2 separate regions of the Homo sapiens genome follow, and region 1 is linked to region 2. A link is an interaction called in ENCODE POLR2A ChIA-PET data of the cell type or tissue named here. Cell type or tissue: A673. All regions are shown on one strand. Links, peaks and the distances in the headings refer to the core of each region. The heading gives the core; the rest is flanking DNA.

Region 1 (5,369 bases), core at 58-5,057, 110 kb before region 2:
GGCTCATTGCAACCTCTGCCTCCTGGATTCAAGTGATTCTCCCGTCTCAGCCTCCCAAGTAGCTGGGATTATAGGCGTGTGCCACCAGGCCCAGCTAATTTTTTTGTATTTTTGTAGAGATGGGGTTTCTCCATGTTGGCCAGGCTGGTCTCGAACTCCTGACCTCAAGTGATCCACCCGCCTCACCTTCCCAAAGTGCTGGGATTATAGGCGTGAGCCACCGCACCTGGCCTAGTTAGGTTGTTTTAAAATGTTGGTTTGTTTTGCTACTGTCTTTCCTATTATAGGCATTCCTTACACATCTAAGAATCTGTGGCTGTCTGCTTGTATTTAAGATATTTAAACTGCTGATTAGAGCTCTGAGTGCACAGCAGGACTTGGGGATCCTGGGCTTCACTGTGGGCTGACCTGGATCTGTTGAGGAACCTCTAACTCTAGTCTCTTAGGTTTTCCTATCCAGGCAGGTCCAATTTCCAGAAAACAGTTTTCCTCTCTCTTGACAAAGGCCTGGCTGCCAGCATTCTAGGGGCAGAATGGAGAGGCAGCTGGAGGGCTCAACATCCAGTATGCCAGGATCCACTCACCTGCTGTTTTGTTTTGAGACAGGGTCTCACTCTTGCCCAGGCTGGAGTGCAGTGCTGTGATCGTGACTCATTGCAGCCTTGACCTCCCTAGGCCCAGGTGATCCTCCCACTTCAGCCTCCCAAGTAGCTGGGACTACAGGTGTGCACTACCATGCTTGGCTAATTTTTGTATTTCTTGTAGAGACAGGGCTTTACCATATTGCCCAGGCTGGTTAGCCTGTTTTTAGTACTGGCCATTAGCTGTGCCTGGGTCTCTCTTGTCCAGAGATTCTCTGTTTTGACCTTTCCAGGGAGAGTCATCTGCCTGCCTTTGGCCAAGGTGTAGGAATGTAGTTCTGGCTGTGTGGTACAAGGGAGAGGATCTGCCTACCTTGAAGGCAGACTTTCTACCAATCCTCTTCATTTTAGCCTCCCACCTCAACTTCTAGAGGGACCTGGCACTGCTAATTTCTGAACCCTTTGGGGGATAATATCACAGTATAAATTGGGTGATTCTCAGCTTTTCTTTCTGCTAGTTCAGGATTCTGATTTCCTGGGTCTACTAAGTCATTTAACGTTCACTATGTGTTTCCAGCTTCTAAAATGTTGTTGCTGTTGCTCTCTTCCCATTCTCCAAATATTTACAGATTTATGCCTTTTTAAAGAAATTTTTAAAATTTTTTATTTATTTATTTTATTGAGATGGAGTCTCACTCTGTCGCCCAGGCTGAAGTGCAGTGGCACAATCTCGCCTCACTGCAACCTCTGTCTCCCGGGTTCACATCATTCTCCTGCCTCAGCCTCCCAAATAGCTGGGATTACAGGTGCCTGCCACCATGCCCGGCTAATTTTTTGTATTTTTAGTGGAGACGGGGTTTCACTGTGTTAGCCAGGATGGTCTCGATCTCCTGACCTCGTGATCCGCCCGCCTTGGCCTCCCAAAGTGCTGGGATTACAGGCATGAGCCACTGCACCGGGCCTTATTTTTTATTTTTTAGTTGGAGTCTCACTCTGTCACCCAGAGTGGAGTGCAGTGGTACAATCTCGGCTCACTGCAACCTCTGTCTCCTGGGTTCAAGCAATTCTCCTGCTTCAGCCTCCGGAGCAGCTAGGATTACAGATGCGTGCCACCATGTCTGGCTAATTTTTGTATTTTTAGTAGAGACGGGTTTTTACCATGTTGGCCAGGCTGGTCTTGAACTCCTGACCTCGGTGATCCGCCCGCCTTGGTCTCCCAAAGTGCTGGGATTACATGCATGAGCCATCATGCCCGGCCAGATTTATGCCTTTTAAATACATGTTTATAATTACTTAATGGGGTTTTCAGAGGAAGCAAAAGTAGGTGTTCAATCCTCCATCTTTACCTGGAAATCCGAGAATCAGAATTTATTCCCATAATCACAGAAAAACAAAACAAAGAACACCCTTCAAGTTAACATTTATTGAACACCAGGTGTTTTCCCTTCTGTTACCTTAATTTTGACAACCACCATGAAAGGTAAAGTTGATTATCACCATTTTACAGATAAAAGAACCTGAAGCTCAGACACTCATTCAAGCAAGCATCTGTGGACCTGGGAGGCAAACTGCTCTGCTGCTTCCAAGTCTGGTTCTTCTAGCGCATGACAGCTGCTTCATCCTATTCTAGAGCTGCAGCCAGGCTGCCACGGCAGAGGCTATGACCTCACAGCAGCTCAGGCCCTTGAATGGTCTCCATCAAATGTGTGAATGTGCCATATGTGATGAGAGAAACCAAGTGGACAGAGTAGCTGGCAATGGCAGGCCCCAGAGGCCTCGTTAGTCTGCTCTGCTGCTGGATGAACTCCCCTGGGTCAGGTCGGGGGACTGTTCTGCAGCAGACAGGTACCTCCTTGAATCTCTCCTCCCCAGAGTTGACCCTGGGGTGGAGAGAAGCATAGCTGGGGAACCAGCAGAAACTTCAGGGACAAATAAAATATAAAAAATTAAGAGAGAGAAACAGAAAATAGATTAGTGGTTACTTAGGGCTGGGAGGACTGCTTGAGCCCGGGAAGTTAAGGCTGCAGTGAGCTGAGATCGTGCCACTGTACTGCAGCCTGGGTGACAAAGTGAGACTCTGGGCCAGGTGCGGTGGCTCACGCCTGTAATCCCAGCACTTTGGGAGGCTGAGACGGGCAGATCACCTGAGGTTGGGAGTTCAAGACCAGCCTGACCAACATGGAGAAACTCTGTCTCTACTAAAAACACAAAATTAACCGGGCGTGGTGATGCATGCCTGTAATCACAGCTACTTAGGAGGATAAGGCAGAAGAATCCCTTGAACCTGGGAGGTGGAGGTTGCAGTGAGCCGAGATCGCAGTGAGCCGAGATCGTGCCATTGCACTCCAGCCTGGGCAACAAGAGCAAAACTCCATCTCAAAAAAAAAAAAAAAAAAAAAAAAAAGGCGAGACTCTGTCTCAAATATATATATATATATATCAGACAGAAACATTGTAATGCTAATAAGGCTGTTCTATACAAGCATGAGATGGTCTCTGAGTCATCTTCCTTGCCTATTCAGAAAAATCTGGGACCTTGATTTGCCCTAACCAAATTTTTTCACCAGAGAATCAGACAGCCTTGGTAGACATATCATCTAGGGGTGGCGGGCAGTGGGAATGTATCAGACTAAAAATTACACTGTCTCAAGGATGGCACCAAGAAGGCAAATGACGATAATTAACATTGATGATGAGGATTAAGCAACCAACCCAGTGCACTATGAGTTCCTTAGAGAACAGACACATGATATAGGGAATAAAAAAGAAAAAGAAGGCTGGGCGCGGTGGCTCACGCCTGTAATCCCAGCACTTTGGGAGGCCAAGGCAGGTGGATCACGAGGTCAGGAGATCGAGACCATCCTGGCTAACATGGTGAAACCCCGTCTCTATTAAAAATACAAAAAATTAGCCGGACGTGGTGGCGGGCGCCTGTAGTCCCAGCTACTCGGGAGGCTGAGGCAGGAGAATGGCGTGAACCCTGGAGATGGAGCGTGCAGTGAGCCGAGATTGCGCCACTGCACTCCAGCCTGGGTGACAGAGCGAGACTCCGTCTCAAAAAAAAAAAGAAAAGAAAAAGAAAATATAGCAATAAAATAAAGGATTTGATATTCTAAGTTCAAATTTCCCATTTTTACATTGGCTTGTTGGAGTAGCTGCAAAAATTCCCATTTTCCCTTAATAATTCTTCTTCCCTTTTAAAAAATATCCATAAAATAAGGATACTAAGCATTTCTAGGCAAGCGAAAGTTTTTCACAAACACAGACGATTGCATCCAGTGCTGAACAACATGGGTGTGGACGGCCTGATCTCAGCAGAAAGTAGCGCCCGCACTCCTGTCTGAGGCCCAGAGAAGCAAGCTCTGGGGCTGCCGGAAACTGCTGTATGAGTTCCTTGGGAAGTCTGTCCCCCAGCCCCCAGCCTCCCCAAAGGAAGGTGCCTGGGACCTGGCCCCAGCCTCTGGGAACTTACTTGACGAGCCTCAGTGTGTCCTTTCGGATATTGACCAGGCTTCTCAGAGTCTTCACGGGTTCTTGGGGAGGTGGGGCGGCGTAAGGAAACTGTGTCAGAAACAAAGCAGGAGAAGGTGGTGTGTTTAAAAAGACCCACAGCTGTCCCTCGCTTTACAGTTTGCCAAGAATAGCCCTAAGAGGTGAGGCAGGAAGGCACAACTCTCCTAATTAAGTGAGGAAACTGAAACTCCGACATACTGAGTCAACCTGCTCAAGGTCACAGCTAGCGGGAAAACTGGGATGCAATTTGGGGCCCAAAGAGCCAGATTTATCTTCTTTTTCCATTATATGAAGCTTATTTCGGTCAGTGTTCAAAACCTGGAGAATTAATAATAAAAAAAAAAACCGCTGAAGTTCCAAATACCAAAGGACACACTGTGGCCGAGTTAATCACAAAAGGCTTTTCCATCTGACCTCAGACGACAGGGAACCAGACCTGCAAGCCCTTTCCTTCGGTGAGGCCATGCGGTATCCCAGGAGTTTAGGGACCGCAAATAAAAGAGGGCCCCATCATGTGTACAGAGCTGAAGTTTGCAAACAGTAAAGAACAAACTTCCCCTGCAGCTGATCATATAAAGCAGAGCTCTTTAACATGTGAGCCAAGAGTTATTTTGGGGTCACCAAAGGTTTATGGTTGTCTTCATCATTTACCATCCGCTTCTTCCCCCTTTGCCCGTTTAGACCTTTGGATTTGAAGTTCTGAGTTGTTGATAATGATGAGATAAAGAAAGGGGAAATAGCCAAAAATTTCACTGGGAATTGCCTTCTGAGGATCAAGAATGATTTCAAATGTTCCCGGTATTTTTAAAATGTTATTTGGGCAATCAAAATGTTTTAACATATAATTCCCAAAAAACCTACTGGTCTCTGCAGCTTTGCAAAACTGTGGTTCTCTTGGCTCAAGAAGAGTCTACCTCCATAGTGTGGTATCACAAAACAGGACACCCAAGTTATAATCAAATTGTGCCCTCACAGGTTTTTATTGAATATGGTTATTTTACTTGGGAAACAATATAGTTAAACCATAGTTAAGGTGCATCTGACTTAATGTACGCAGTATAATTGCTTATAATTCACAGGTATGAATGTGACTCTTACATTCAATAGAAATTATCTTCATTCAGATTACTCACTTTGTGGGCATGATGCAGTAATTTACTTTTTCATTGATATATTAACCATACATTCTTTTAAAAATGATAGTTTTTTCTAATTACAAAGTAATATATGTTTAAGCAGAAAACTTGAAAAACACAAAAAAGTACAAAACTATCC
Region 2 (5,362 bases), core at 1-5,000:
GCGGGGAAAGAGGGGCCAGGGGACCTCTAAGGAAGCAGGTAGGGGGCTGACCCAGGAGAAGGTGGTGCTGTCCCGATCCTGGGGGCAAGGCTGTGGGATGGAGAGCCCCGCCATGCCCCTGCCTCACCTTGTTGTCCATCTCTGTGAGCAGCCTGTCCAGCATCTTCTGCCAGTCCTGCTCCTGCCCGCTCATCTTGGCCACCAGCTCCTGCATCATGTGGTTCAGCTGCTCCGTGGTGGCATCAAACTGGACACGGCTCACTTTGGTGGCCAGAGCACTCTTGTCGGCTTTCTGCCCAGAGACAGACAGAGGTCCCCGCATCTGGGAGATGGCCATGGAGGGGCCCCATTCCCTGGGGGTGTCGACCCCTATCACCAGGCAGGTTTCTGAGAGCCCACACTCGTCTCGCCAGCTCCCCTCCACTCAGTCTCTCAAAGAACAGTCAGCGAGACCGCCCTGGGACACAGCGTGGCTCCTGGGGCCTGGCACCCACCACATCGATCTCCATCTCCAGGTGCTCCCTGTTGGCCTTTTCCTTTTCGAGCTTCTCCAGACCCTGGTACAGCATCTGGGGAGGCCAAGTGAACAGAGAAAAAAAGAGCCAGCAGCTGCGGGGCTAGGGCACCACATTGAGCCCCGGCCCCATCCCAGCCACCCTGCGGCCGCTCACAGCAATGTCCTTCTGTTTCTGCCGATGGTCCTCGATGAGGTTGCTGGTGGTGATGTTGAGCTTCTCGCAGTCACCCTGCACCTGCAGGATGGCACTCTGCACACGGCCCAGCAGCTCCTCGTCCTGCGGCAGGAGGGATGGGAAGGCTCTCGGAGGCTGCTGGCGCGATCCCACCCCCTGCTGCCATAATATTGCTGCCCCAGGTAAGTTGGCCCTTAAAACATCTGCAAGGCTGGGAGCGGTGGCTCATGCCTGTAGTCCTGGCACTTTGGGAAGCTGAGGTGAGGCGAGAGGATCACTTGAGCCCAGGAGTTCAAGAACAGCCTGGGCAACATAGGGAGACCCTGTCTCAAAAACAATGGAAAACAATTTTCCACTAACAGTGCGGGAGGCCCTCTGTCTGCCCTTTCTGGGTGTCCACCCCCACAGGACACAAGCGTCAGTCACCTACATCCCCATGGACTAGCCTTGTGACCCTGGCCTGCCGGTCAGGGGTCATTAGAGGTGATGGAGGCTCAGGAGTGATGTGCTGTCCCGGGGCACTTGAGAGCTGGGCTGTGGGCTTTATTCTCCCCTCCTCTCCTGGCCCAAATCTGAGTTCCTCAGCCCAAGAGGCAGGACCCAGGATTTGTGGCTGTGCCCGCCCCCACCAGCAAGCCTGCCCTTTCTAGGGAAATTGAGAAGGGGTTGGAAGACTCGCGTGCCAGGGAGTCAACATCTCCTACAGTTGGGCCTGTGTCTCCAGGGCACGCGAAGGGCACTGATCTGTCCTCAGCCGGCCTGTGCTGTCCCACCCCATCAAGCCAGCTCTTCCCCATGGTCTCCTGTCCCCAAAGCTAGTTCTGCTGCTACCCTCGCTGTGGACCTGCAGAAAGACCAGGGACTCTTGTGGGATCTGGCTAAAGGGCTCCGCCACGGAGAGCTGACCTTGAGGCCCAAACACCCGCCCCACTTCTGTGGGTCTGCAGCAGGGTGGCCCTCCTCTGTGGGGCCATGTCCAGTTGCAGCAGGAGGGAGGCGAGCAGAGCCCCACCTGTCTCTGGAGCTTGGCCTTCTTGGAGGGTCGGGAGACGGCCAGGCTGTTGACCATGTCTTGGAGTTGCTCATAGCGCCGCACCAGCGTGCTGACCTGATGGCTCACATCCAGGCTGCAGGCTGGACAGGTGGCCTCAGGGTCGATCTGGCCAGGAGCCAAGGTGTGGGCCTTGTGCGGGGCCATGCTCATGGACAGGAGCGTGGAGGAGGAGGTCAGCATGCTCTCAATGATCATCCTGAGCTTGTCCAACTGCGTGCAGGAGAGACGGCAGCAGCAGGGCAGTGAGGCCAGTCACGGCCACGCTCTGCCCATGCTGGCACTGCCCCTAGCCTGTGTGCCTCTCCCCTGTCGTGCCCTGGGCAGTTGCTGCATCCTCAGTGCCTCCCAGAGCATGTGCCATCATGGGCATCTATCCAGTAAACGGTGAGTAGAGAGAGTTCTCCGAGAACACAGTGTCAACACTGAACCAAGCCCTTGCCAGAAGAAGGCCTCTGGAGCTTTCTCCAGCCAGCCCACCAGCTCAGCATGAGAACATCTCTTCTTTAGCTAAATCGTAAAGTGCTGCTGCCAGTTAGCCGGGCCATAAACACACAGAGGACCGTAATGACACACAGGCCCCGCCCCAGGCTCTGGGGCTGTGAGGGGTGGGCTTGCACACGCTCCTGCTCACATGCCATGGGGAACGGACATGCTCCATCCACCTAGCATGTAAATAACTCACGATACAGGAACTTGGCAGGTGCTGACACTGCTCCAGGGGCCTCTCCAAGGCTGGGCGGTGCAAACCCCTTCCAGGGCAAGTGCCTTGAAGGCTGCCCTGGTGTTCTCCTCTGCATCCCGCAGGCCCCATTCGTCACCCCAAATGAGAGTTCCCAGGTAGACAGCTGATCCAAGGGCAGCCGGTCCCTCAACTGGCCAAAGACCTGAGACATGTTGCTTGGCTCAAAAAGAGAGGCTGGGCCAACCTGGGCTCCTCTCTGGGGAGTGGGTGATGGAACAGAAAGGACTCTGCAGGGCTGGGGCAGCCACTGCAGAGCGCGAGGGAGAGCAAGGTGGATTGAGAGTGGAATGGGAGAGTGACGTGGGGGCTGAGAGGATGGGTAAGGAGAGGGACACAGGTACCCACAAAAGCAGATGCAGAGGGACAGGTGGGGTGGCCCACCCTGGCCTGCCCCCATGGCCTGGAAGTTCCCTTTTCCTCCACGGCCTACAGCTGCACATCCCCAGGGCAGCATCCTCTTGCCTGGGCTCACAGAGATGCTGCCACTTACAACCAGAAGAGCCTGCCCGGAGGCAGGTACCTCCGAGGGCCCCGGATGCAGAAGGACTGGCCAGTTCTCTCTCGAAAAGAGGAAGAGGCCTCCTAGAAAAATGGGCATTTCAGTGGAGTCTTAACACTAAGCCGCAGCTATCTGTGTAAAGAACAGCAGGAAAGAATAGGAGTGTGTTCAGAGAAAGGCAGGAGGCCAAGGTGGCTAAAGATGGGGCATGTGGAAGTGGGGCCTCCAAAAAAAGCCTGCAAAAGGAGGCTAGGCCAGCCCAACAGGAAGTGGATTGTCTCCTGAGTGTGGTCCTGGGACAGCCAGACATGAGCTTGGACTGACAGGTGACTCTTAAACGCTCCCAGCTGCTCCTCAGGCAGGACTCCTGGCCCGGGGTCATGACATGGGGCACACCACAGTTCCAGCAACTTGGGAGCCTGGAATGTGGCTCAAAGCACAAAGCGGGCCAGGCACGTGGCTCACGCCTGTAATCCCAGCACTTTGGGAGGCCAAGGTGGGTGGATCACCTGAGGTCAGGAGTTTGAGACCAGCCTGGCTAACATGGTGAAACCCCATCTCTACTAAAAATACAAAAATTATCCAGGTGTGCTGGTGGGTGCCTGTAGTCTCAGCTACTTGGGAGGCTGAGGCAGGAGAATTGCTTGAACCTGGGAGACGGAGGTTGCAGTGAGCTGAAATCATGCCATTGGACTCCAGCCTGGGCAACAAGAGCGAAACTCTGTCTCAAAAAAAAAAGCGGGGTGCAGTGGCTCATGCCTATAATCCTAGCACTTTGGGAGGCCAAGGCAGGTGAATGACCTGAGGTCAGGAGTTCAAGACCGGCCTGACCAATGTGGTGAAACCCTGTATCTACTAAAAATACAAAAAAATTACCCAGGCATGGCGGTGTGCACCTGTAGTCCCAGCTACCCAGGAGTCTGAGATAGGAGAATCACTTGAACCCGGGAGGTGGAGAATGCAGTGAGCTGAGATGGTGCCACTGCACTCCAGCCTGGGCAACAGAGCAAAACTCTGTCTCCAAAAAAAAAAAAAAAAAAAAAAAAAAAATGCACAAAGAGGTTCCTGACATGAACCCGCTTGGCCCAGTGGCTTTTCCTAGGTGGTTCTTCTGTGAGCACTCAGAGGGCTGCTCCTGATTCAGACAATCCTTAGTGAGAAAATGACCAAGAATTGCATTGCAAGGCTTAAAGACAGACACTGTCAAGAAAATGAAAAGATGACCCACAGAATGGGAGAAAATATTTGCAAGTCATCTATCAAATAAGAGTGTAGCATCCAGAACATGTAAAGAGCTCTTTCAACTCAACAATAAAATGACAAATAACTCACCTGAAAAAATGGATGAAGGATTTGGATATGTATATTTTATCTCTAAAGAAAGTATACAGGCCAGGCGTGGTGGCTCACGCCTGTAATCCCAGCACTTTGGGAGACCGAGGCGGGTGGATCACGAGGTCAGGAGTTCAAGACCAGCCTGGCCAAGAAGGTGAAACCCCGTCTCTACTGAAAATACAAAAAATTAGCCGGGTGCAGTGGCAGGCGCCTGTAATCCCAGCTGCTTGGGAGGCTGAGGCAGGAGAATCACTTGAACTCAGAGGGCGGAGGTTGCAGTGAGCTGAGATTGCGCCACTGCACTCCAGCCTGACAACAGAGTGAGACTCCGTCTCAAAGAAAAAAAAAAAAGATGAAAAAGAAAGTATACAAATGGCCAAAAAGCACATGAAAAGATGCTCAGCATCTTTAGTCACTAGGGAAACGCACATCAAAACTATAATGAGATCCCACCTCACACCCACTAAAGTGGCTATAATTTTTTTTTTTTTTTGAGACAGGGTCTCGCTGTCACCCAGGCTGGCGTCCAGTGGCGCGATCATGGCTCACTGCAACCTCCGCCTCCCAGGTTCAAGTGATTCTCCTACCTCAGCCTCCTGAGAAGGTGGGATTACAGGTGTGCACCACCACACCCAGCTATTTTCTGTTGTTGTTGTTGTTGTTGTTTTTGAGATGGAGTCTCGCTTTTTCACCCAACCTGGAGTGCATGGTGCGATCTCAGCTCACTGCAACCTCTGCCTCCCAGATTCAAGTGATTCTCCTGCCCCAGCCTCCTGAGTAGCTGGGATTACAGGCACGTGCCACCTCGCCCGGCTAATTTTTGTATTTTTTTAGTAGAGACGGGGTTTCACCATGTTGGTCAGGCTGGTCTCGAACTCCTGACCTCGTGATCCACCCGTCTGGGCCTCCCAAAGTGCTGGGATTACAGGCGTGAGCCACCACACCTGGCCTATTTTCTGTATTTTTAGTAGAGATGGGGTTTCATCATGTTGGCCAGGTTGGTCTCCAACTCCTGACCTCAAGTGATCTACCTGCGTCGT

What was found. Peaks named below come from ENCODE experiments on the same cell type or tissue, not always from the same donor. Only the 100,000 strongest peaks of a DNase experiment are listed, where the experiment ranks them.
Region 1: POLR2A ChIA-PET joins it to region 2 with 5 read pairs; 13 of 35 experiments call an interaction of 5 or more read pairs at or near these places.

Annotation. Positions count from the first base shown.
Region 1 is chr17:76,169,649-76,175,017 of GRCh38, forward strand. It overlaps RNF157 (ring finger protein 157), which reads right to left. Exons shown (of 19, transcript NM_052916.3): 3 at 4,054-4,142. Among named protein-coding and RNA genes, the nearest start is that of FOXJ1, 31 kb to the left of the region's middle. In A673, for the core only: no CTCF peak of the experiment used is centred there; a DNase peak (open chromatin) is centred at 3,093.
Region 2 is chr17:76,280,160-76,285,521 of GRCh38, forward strand. It overlaps QRICH2 (glutamine rich 2), which reads right to left. Exons shown (of 19, transcript NM_001388453.1): 8 at 1,705-1,956; 9 at 672-794; 10 at 495-569; 11 at 128-292. Among named protein-coding and RNA genes, the nearest start is that of UBALD2, 17 kb to the left of the region's middle. In A673, for the core only: no CTCF peak of the experiment used is centred there; no DNase peak of the experiment used is centred there.